2 separate regions of the Homo sapiens genome follow, and region 1 is linked to region 2. Evidence: chromatin contacts called from ENCODE Hi-C data. All regions are on one chromosome and are shown on one strand. The core of a region is the stretch at or near the end of the contact, and the rest is flanking DNA. Distances in the headings are between cores, read along the strand shown. Region 1 holds the start of CHCHD4 (coiled-coil-helix-coiled-coil-helix domain containing 4). Region 2 holds the start of TAMM41 (TAM41 mitochondrial translocator assembly and maintenance homolog).

Region 1 (3,754 bases), core at 1-2,500, 2.3 Mb before region 2:
GAGAGGACGCTTGGGGACAGAGGCGGTGTCTGGAAATAGGGTGTGACAGGCAAGGGGAGAGCTGCTAGGACACTCTACCAAAGCAGGAGGGAGGGTGTGTCTGGGGCTGGCTGGGCTCCTAAGCGGGCCCTAGAAGCACTTTCACAGAGGAGGGGAGAGGTGAGTCACCAGCTTCTCCCACACCCAGCGCCCTGGTAGGAGGCGCTGCTTGTTGAATGAATGTTGGGCTTAAATAGTTTCCCGAGAAAGGCTAGTTGCAGGGAGAAGAGGCCTTGAGGGAACAGCCCTCAGCCAGGCCTCCTCCAACCAAATCCTTGCTAGGGGGAGGAGGGGCCCCGACAGTAGAGAAATGCTCCCTCTCCCCCAACTCCTTCGCTCCCAGCCCAGCCTAAGCTTTTTGGAGCATCACAGACTCGGTTTACAGAGACTCCCTAGGGCGGAGAGCTCTCTGCCCGCCTGGACAGCCCTGTCTGTCCATTGCTGGACAGCTCCACTTGGGCTGGATCGCCTTCCTCCCTCCCAAGGGACTGGCGCCCTCTCTGAGGTCGCGTCCAGCTCTCATAATGCGCAAGTTTCAGGGCCCCAAGGTACAGGAGGGAACTGGGAATGCAAGGAGGGGCCGCGGAGAGGCGTACAAGCAGATCCCAGTACGGGAGCAACACCTCCGAGTCCGCCTCCGCACGAACGCCGAGGACGAGGCGAGCCAAGGAACACGGACAAAAGAAGCCTGGACAGGCCGCGAGATGAGCAGAGGGATGAGCTGGCGAAGGCACAGACACGGCGAGCAGAGGGAGATGCGGGCCTAGCCGCACGGAGGAGCTCCAGGCGGCGAAATGGACCTAGAGGACCCCGGGGAAAAGCCCCAGGGCGACGGGGAAGCCTGGGTGTGGCCCGGCTGGCCCGGGGATACTCACATTCGCGGCCATGGTGGGACCCGGCTCGCTGCCGCCGCCTCGCGCTGTTCAGCTAGGAAGTGGGCTGACGACTGGAGCGTGGTGTCCAGCGGCCTCTTGCCAGCCCCAGCTTCGAAAATCCGCGTGGACTCCAGGGCCAAGCGGGACTTACTGCAGTTACCTCCCCCTGTGCCCAGTGTTTCTGCGCATGCGCGCGGCGAGACGTCCTGGAAACTATACGGTCCGGGACATTGCAGTACCTCATTGATGCGCCTGCGCACTGCAAAGCTTTCGGGGAAATGTAGTTTCTACTGCCTGGAGAGCTGTCGAGGAGCGCGCGACCTGCTGGGAAATGTAGTTTCCGGCTGAGGTTGGCCTGGCCGCGGTTGCGAGGGCGCCGAGGCAGGCGCGCGGCGGGCAGGCCTGGGAGGGGGCGGGTCCGCGCGGGCTTCGGAGGAGCCCGCCCTGCCAGAGGAGAGGGAGGTCACGGCGTAAAGGTGCAGCTGCCGCCACCGCCGCTTCTGCAAGGTCTCAGGGACGGGCTGCAGCCATGTCCTATTGCCGGCAGGAAGGTAGGGAGGGCGGGCTGCCACGGAGACCGGCCTACGAGGGCCTGCGGGAGACACGCGGGCCCCGGCGCCCCGCGACCACGCCGGGCGCGGGCCACCTGAGGCGCGGCCCAGGTGCCCACCCTGGGACACTCGGAGGCGGGCCGGCTGGGGGGTCGCTACTCCTGTTTTGCGGATGAGAAAACCGAAGCTCTGGGGGGAACGGGGCTGGTCCAAGGTCACAGTGAAGCCCGAACCCTGACCTCAGAGGGGCCTGTGCGTAGGAAGTCGTAAACTAGGTCCGGTTGGGGCACGGGAAGTGCCGAGCACGTTGCGTGTGGCTCGAAACTGGGAATGTATGGTGGTTAATTATCACTACCGCTCCTGCCATACCCCACGTGTTTACATTTTGCACGCGCCTTTAAAAGGCGCGTCCCGAAAAGTTGCCACTCGGGGTAGCGTGTGCTGTGCTGGAGTGCTAGGAGTTCCACTAACGGGAATGTTTTTGAGCCCCCTGCTACCTGTCAGGCACTGTTCAAGGAAACTTGCCTGGCTTGTCTCACAGATCTCGCTGCGACCTTTGTAAGTCAGGCTCTGTTGTTGGTCACATTTTACTGAAGAGTAAAGTTAGACACAGGAGACATGGCTAAAGCCACTCAGCCAGCAAATCGTGGAGCTGGGGTTTGAGCCTGGGCATTGTGACCCCAGAAGAGCCTTATCCAATCTAGTGCCCAGTGGATTGCAGGGAGAACCCTGCCTACCTCCCACCCCAAAGTTGAGCTCCGACCACCTACTGCTTCCTTGATGTTACTCTACCCAAGAGCTCAGAAGTACCCGAGCCACAGGTCGGAGGGCCTCCCCACACACTGCCACAAACTGGCTCCTTGGCCCTGAGCTCCCACCTAACCCCTCCAGGCCCTGGTATCCAGTGTTGTAAAATGAGATGTTGGGCTTCATTGATACGGCAAATACTCATGAAGCACCTTCTCTGCGCCAGAGAAGGGGGATGGATGGTTATAAAACTACAGAGAGAGTTGGAAGTCCCCCAGAAATTCTTTGGTGAATACTCCAGCTCCGTCAGTTAATTCAAGCAATCTGAAGCCCAGAGAAGGAGGTGGCCTACCTGTAGTTACACATCCAGTTAGGAGACTAGCTCAGCCTAAAATTCTGAGCCTTTTCCCTGGTGGCGCTGTCTGCTTCTAGAACCTCTCCTCCTCTGGGTCGTAAAGCCATAAGACTCACTCTTTAATGAGTACTATTATATTTCCGCTGATTACTACTTAATGTGTGCCATAAGCAAAAGTCCTCTGCCCTCACCACTCTTGTTTTTAATTTCGAGTCTTTCTCTAATTTACTTCATTTAGCAAATAATTTTTGAGCCTTTGGGTATAATGAGGCTGTGCTGATAAACAAGACCCTCCTCTTTGAGGATTTACAGGAGGCAGTTTTCTCTGGAAAGGGGAGGCTAGGTCCATCTGCCTCCAAAACATGGAGCCCTATCTTTTCCTGCTTCAAAGATCTCTCTTAGTTCGGAGAGGAGTGAGAATTGAAAGCACTCACTTATAGGCCTTCCTTAGTATTTATCTTGTGCATACCACTGTCCCCGTAAGAAGTCCCTAACTTCCCCCCCTCCGCCCCCCACTGATCCTTTATGCTTCCCATAGGATTTTTAAAAAATGATCCCAAACTGCTTACTGTATCAGAGCTTATGTGATCTGGCCCTGTCTGCCTTTCCAGCCTGGTCTCTTCCCACCCTTTTGCTGCCCAGCCTCTAGCCTCTTGGCTATTCCCTTGGTTTGGTATATCCTGCCTTCAGCTCTTCCGTGGCTGACTCCTCATCCTTTAACATTTAGCTCCAATATCACCTCCTGACCCTTTGTGTCTTTCACATCCTGAACTGTCTGAAATGACCTTTTTTATTTTTTGCCATCTTACTTCCTGCCTGTCTTCTCGCACTAAGCTGAGAGCATCAGATGGGCTGTGGAATCCCCAGCATCTAGCACAGGGCTTGGTGTACAATGGGTGCCCACATCTTTATTGAATCATGCATTTACCTGCCCTCTGTTCTGAGTGAATCACTTGCCTGTACAAGTTTATTTCAGGGGTCCACCTGCTACCCAGCCTTCAGGTTAAACTCGTTGGTTTGGCATTCAAGGGCTCTCAGCCTCGCACCTGGGCCTTGGGCTAGCCACACTTCTCCTGTGTCAGCACCATAGTGTTTCTTTCTTAGTTTCCTCTTTCTAATGCAGAGCCTGCCAACTCCTGTTCAGTCAACAATTATAGAGCACACGTGATGTGCCAGCCATTGGGCAT
Region 2 (5,885 bases), core at 3,301-5,800:
ACAGAGAGGCTAAGTCTTCTTGTCCAAGGTCACACAGCTATTAAATCCTGGGGCCTGGATTCCAACCCAGGTGGTACCTTCAAGCCCCTGATCAGACACTAAAGATGTATTAAGATGCTCTCAGTTGGCTGGGCATAGTGGCTCACGCCTGTAATTCCAGCACTTTGGGAGGCCTAGGTGGGTGGATTGTTCGAGCTCAAGGGTTCAAGACCAGCCTGGACAACATGGTGAAACCCCATTCTCTACAAAAATACAAAAATTAGCCTGGTGTGGTAGTACATGCCTGTAATCCCAGCTACTCAGGAGGCTGAGGTGGGAGGATCACTCGAGCCTGGGAGGCAGAGGTTACAGTGAGCCGAGATCGTGCCACTGCACTCCAGCCTGGGTGACAGAGTGAAACCCTGTCTCAAAAAAAAAAAAAAAAAAAAAAGAAAAGAAAAGAAAAAAAGAAAAGAAAAGAAAGAAAAGAAAAGAAAAAACGAAAAAATGCTCCCAGTCTGTCCCAGTTCTAACCATCAATCAGCCGAGAATGGACAAATGGGACAGGGTGACCCACCTCTGACAAGATGGAGATCAAGACCCCTCTCCTTCCCCTCCATCAGCAGACCAATTGAACATGTGGCTAATTGTAAGAACCACTGAGCCTGGATTTTTATTCTTCCCCAAACATTTTTCTCTCCTGTACTTAAACACTGATTAGAAAAAAAAAAAAAAAGCATTAAAGCCATAGATGTTTTTTTACAGGGCTTTAAAAAAAATGGATTACATGGATTCGATGAACCTTCTCCTAGTGAAAGCCTGACAAGGTCATTATTAAGGAATACAAAGACAACTGCTAGATAAATCAGAAGAATGAGGCCCAATATTCACTCGAGTCACCAGGCATTTATCTATATTTGTAAGTGGCTCTCTAACATGTTTATTTCATTGGTATAAGCTTTCCAACAGAACCCTAAAGCGATTATATAGAACACTGGGTCTTCCTAATAGCCTCTAATTTCACAAGCCATGGTAATTTAAAAGAGAGTGGGTGGATGAAGGGCCAGGAGCAGGGAGATTTCTGCTGAAGAATACAAATGTGTTCGTGGCTACGTTGCTTCTGCCTCTTTCTGGGGAAAGGCAAAATGCACACAGGAATGTGATGGAACCTTCCAGCTGGTGGTTTTGCATTGCAGGAAGAAAAGTGTTTGTGAACATGAAAATTGCTGATAATTGGGTGTGAACGCCTGTAAGGGAGACAAATGGAGAAACATTGCAGCATCTTTATTTCTATCAAGGGCTGAACTCTGCTGGTGGGTGTGTGAATTGGCACCATCTTTTGGAGGGGAATTTAGCAGCGTGCTGACACTCTGACCCAGCAATTCCCCTTCTAGGAATCTGTCTTATAGCAATACTTGTTCATGCACATAAAATGTACAAGGATGCTCATGATAGCATTGTTTGCAGGTGTGAAAACTAGAAATAACCTACATCCATCAACAATAAAATGTTTAAACAGGCCAGGATGCCTGTAACCCCAGCACTTTGGGAGGCCGAGGCGGGTGGATCACTTGAGGTCAGGAGTTCGAGACCAGCCTGGCCAACATAGTGAAACCCCTGTCTCTACGAAAAATACAAAACTTAGCCAGATGTGGTGGCGGGCACCTGTAATCCCAGCTACTCAGGAGGCTGAGGCAGGAGAATCACTTCAACCCGGATGGTGGAGGTTGCAGGGAGCCTAGATTGTGCCACTGCACTCCAGCCTGGGTGACAGAGCAAGACTCGCTCTCAAAAAAAAAAAAAAAAAAAGAAAGAAACAAAAGAAAAGAAGAAAGAAAGAAAGAGAAAGAAAATGTTTAAACACTTTCTTTTAAACAAAAAATTTTAAACAAAATTATGGCATATCCATATCTTAGAATAATTTGCTACTAATACATGGAATGAGGGAAATCTATATATTCTGACACAGAACATTGTCCCTGATACGCTAAGTGCAAAAAAAGCAAATTGCAAAATAGTATCTATCCTAGGAATCCACTTAAAATTGTTTTTAATGTTAATATATTCATAGAAAAATATTGGAAGGAATATGTGCCAAAGATTACCGTGGCTATTTCTGGGGCATGATGTATGTATTTCATAATGTTTACATTTTTATGAACATGGATTACTTTTGCAAACAGGAAAAATCCAATGACGTTGAATTATTTCCCCAAGGGAAGGAAGGAAATAAAAAAGGAACCGGCTGGTAATGAGATTTATTCACTGTCTTTGGGTGAGAGGCTTCAGTGTAATTCCACGGTGAGTGCACTCTGATTCCGGCACCCTGGGCAAGGGCGATATGTAGTAAAAATGAACGGAAGTGACCATGCCCACACCAGGGGCCGCAGACAAACGGCCTCTCTCCGCTCCCTTGCCCTGGTCTCCTGCTTGTTGCTGCGGCTACTGCTGCTGCTCCTGACTCTTGGCTGATGCCTGAGTGCCTGCTTTCTTCCCATTTCCTTCTCTCACCCTGCAAGCCGCTGTAGAGGACACTTAAACATGGTGGTAAAGACCTTGGCCTTTAGAGGTAGGTAGCCCTAGGTTCAAACCCCGACTTCACCACTTTCCTGTGTGACTTTGGAACATTTACTGCTCCTCTTAGGACCTCTGTTTCCTCGTATGAAAAATATCATCATCTTAGAGAACCTGCCTCATAGGATCTCTGGAGTGATGAAAAGAAACAAGTATAAAAAGCCTGGGTGCAGTGGCTCACGCCTGTAATTCCAGCACTTTGGGAGGCTGAGGTGGGCAAATCACTAGAGGTCAGGATTTCGAGACCAGCCTGGCCAACACAGTGAAACCCCATCTCTACTAAAAATACAACAATTAGCCAGGCATGCTTGCTTGAACCCAGGAGGCAGAGGTCACAGTGAGCTGAGATCGTGCCACTGCACTCCAGCCTGGGCAACAGAGCAAGACTCGGTCTCAAAAAAAAAACAAAAACAGAAAAGCCCCAAAGAAGTCTAAAAAGTGCCTGGGCATACTAAGTGCTTAATAATGACACCTATTATTAGTATTATTGTCACCGAGTCCTTTCAATTCTTTCTTGGTTGAATTTTCCCATCTATCTTCTACCTGATAAACTCCTACCCAGCTTCCAGGCCTGGCTCAAAATGCCATCATTGTGAAACCTCTTCTGGTCCCTTTCCCCAACACCCAGAACTGACTGACGTTCCCATTGGAGGGACATTACATTCCGGCACTGTGCTGGGTACCTGGCTGCATTACCCAAATTCTACTCTGATTTGCAGTTCTGTCTCCTCTCCTCTACAGACCCCTAGCTCCTGCAGGGCAGCAGGCAGCTCAGATCTCTTCATCTCAGTGCAGGCCCAGAGTGTGAGTGCAAGTAATCATTTTTCCAATTGATTTAATCCCATCCCTGCTCCTAAGACCTTGGCCTAGCCGTTTCCAGTTCATGGGGGAACTATGATAACAACTGTCTAATCAGTCCCCCACAATTCAGGCTAACATGTGAATTACATAAGTCCTTGCTCAAAACCCTTCAAGGACAGAGCAGAATTTCCGAAAAAATCCCAGAGTTGGAGCCAGACCTGGGTTTAGCTCTAGTTTTGCCACAGGCTGATGTGATCCTATCACCTGGCTTTACCTCTCTAAGCCTTAGCTTGGCCATCAGTAAAACCAAGGCCCTCCTGCCACAGGGCACTAGAGGGTGCTCAGTGAGAAGTGCATGTGAAAATGTGTCAACATTACCTGAATGTTAGCTATTACTATTTCTATTATTTTTGAGAGGTAGTGTATTTTGGGGAGGAAGGAGAGGGTAGTTGAAAAAGTTTCTGTCCTGGAAGTCAAACCACCTCCTGAATGGTAATCTTCAGCAAGTTTCTCCAGTTATACAAAGAGGAGAGCTGTAAGATTTTTCTACTCCTAGGGTCCTGTTTCCTCCAGAAACTGCATTTGAAGCACCCTTTGTGAGACCATTCCACAAGGCAAGGGGGCAAAAACTGTGATCCACCCTTGAAATTAAATGCAAGTATCAGAGAACGTCTGTGCACTCCCATATCCACCCTTGTATTTGAAAAGGGCTTTAGCGTGAAGAAGTCTCCGTCAAATCTTGACGGTGGTATTCTCTACATGGCGGGATTGGGCATCATTTTAATTTTGTGTTTTTCCAAATCTTCGAAATCTGCAATTTTGGAACTAGAGCGATGATGGGGGCACAATATTGTGAAGGCACTACATGCTACTACACTGTCCATTTCAGAACGGCTAGTTCCATATTATGTGAGTGTCGCCTCACTTAAAAACCTTCAATACGCTCCCGATTTTATAGTCATTCTTTAAACCGTAGTTTGAAGAGAGAAGTACAGAGGCTATCAAGGCTCAGGGCCCGCGGAGTCGGGTGACGCTCGCCTCCGCCGATTTGTCCAAGTCGCAACCTAGCCGCCAGCCTGTAGGGCACTCCTCCGACCACGAGGGGACAATGCAAAGCCTCGCGTTCCCCACACTAAGGCGAGCACCGCCTCTTGCGTCTTGGAAGCGCCTGTGCGTGCGTGGGGCGTAGCAAGGGACGGAAGCTCTGCCTGTGCGACCGCCGCCCACCCGAGCCTATCTGGGCTGCGTCTTCTCGCCGCTGCTCTTCGTGGCCCAACGCCCCAATCCTTGCGTGTGCTTGCAGTCCCACCCCACACTCAGCCTTGTGTCCCTCGATCCAGTCTCCGACTTCCATTTCCCACCCTAAACCGCCTACCCGGTGTCTGTTCCCCGCCCGGTTGTCCTCGCCCTGCTGCGCTGAGTGTCCCCTGTTAGCCTCGACCCCATGGCGCTGCAGACGCTGCAGAGCTCGTGGGTGACCTTCCGCAAGATCCTGTCTCACTTCCCCGAGGAGCTGAGTCTGGCTTTCGTCTACGGCTCCGGGGTGTACCGCCAGGCAGGGCCGAGTTCAGACCAGAAGGTGAGCCCGGGCAGCCCCACGACGGGGAACTGTCTGTTCTCACGAGTCCCGTTTTGCCCTCGATTCCTTCAGAGTCGGAGAGCTGCCTGTCCGCTCTGCACACTCCACGTGTCCACTAGCAGAGTGAACCATAGGCCTGCCTTCCTAGTATAACGACAGCGCGAGTTGAAGCGACGGTGTTGAAGGATACTTAGGAATCCACGTGGGTCTAGAGCAGGAGAAGCAGTTAGGCAGAAGGAAAAACTGCTGCAGGGGCAAATGGAAGAAAGGAAAAGAAATCGTTATCAGGTTCTTTCAGTGTTTTAGTCGGCTGGACATCGGAATTTTCTGGGGAGCTTTTAAGAAAATCCTAATGCTCGGCTTCCGCCGATGGAGATTCTGATTTAATTGGTTTGGGATGAGGCCTGGGCTTCAGGAATTTAAGAAACGTCCCAGGTGATTCTAATGCGCAGCCAAGTTTGTTGAGAGTCACCTCTATAAATGTAGGAGAAAATGCAAAATGATCTTCTGACTTCAGGAAGTTGGCGGACTGGTTGTAGGGCCAGGGCAGGTGCAGTGAAAGTAACTAACATCAAAAGTTAGTGCGTGACCAGTGTATTTACCCTCGCTCAGCACTTTTAACAACGGTCTGTTTGAGACTAGGCATTGTTACTTTTCAGAGTTGGCTCAGCACAGCCTCAGTAAGGGTACAGTTTTCCTTGTAATTTGCAGAATTCAGTGTGCAGGTTTTAATGGGGCCCCCTGCGTCTGGATACCTGACTGTAGTCTGTCTTCTGATTAACATCCTGCCTGTTCACTTCCTGGTGAGGCCATCTATGCTGTTGCTTGGATTTCCTCTGTTTCCCACTTACACTACTATTTAATATTTTTCTTTAAATTGGCAGCATATGAGAAATTATAGGTTATTATAGGCTAGTTATTTTTCCCGAATTTACCTTAACATAATTACACA

Evidence for each region. Hi-C counts contacts between places; a loop is a spot of excess contacts on that map. Pooled maps may share reads with other maps.
Region 1: a map of CD8-positive, alpha-beta T cell shows a loop between it and region 2 (7-fold over the local background). The contact joins the promoter of CHCHD4 here to the promoter of TAMM41 in region 2. A Hi-C loop is called at or near these places in 1 of 168 maps with a recorded cell type or tissue (CD8-positive, alpha-beta T cell), 2 of 37 single-sample maps with no recorded cell type and 6 of 50 pooled maps.

The regions. Positions count from the first base shown.
Region 1 is chr3:14,122,366-14,126,119 of GRCh38, reverse strand. It overlaps CHCHD4 (coiled-coil-helix-coiled-coil-helix domain containing 4), which reads left to right and starts at 1,250. Exons shown (of 3, transcript NM_001098502.2): 1 at 1,250-1,465. The coding sequence starts at 1,444. It overlaps TMEM43 (transmembrane protein 43), which reads right to left and starts at 1,068. Exons shown (of 12, transcript NM_024334.3): 1 at 915-1,068. The coding sequence starts at 926. RefSeq lists enhancers at 434-723, 156-890, 824-1,023, 891-1,625, 2,394-2,493 and 1 more and silencers at 1,214-1,773, 1,784-1,833.
Region 2 is chr3:11,845,550-11,851,434 of GRCh38, reverse strand. It overlaps TAMM41 (TAM41 mitochondrial translocator assembly and maintenance homolog), which reads left to right and starts at 4,550. Exons shown (of 8, transcript NM_001284401.2): 1 at 4,550-4,933. The coding sequence starts at 4,799.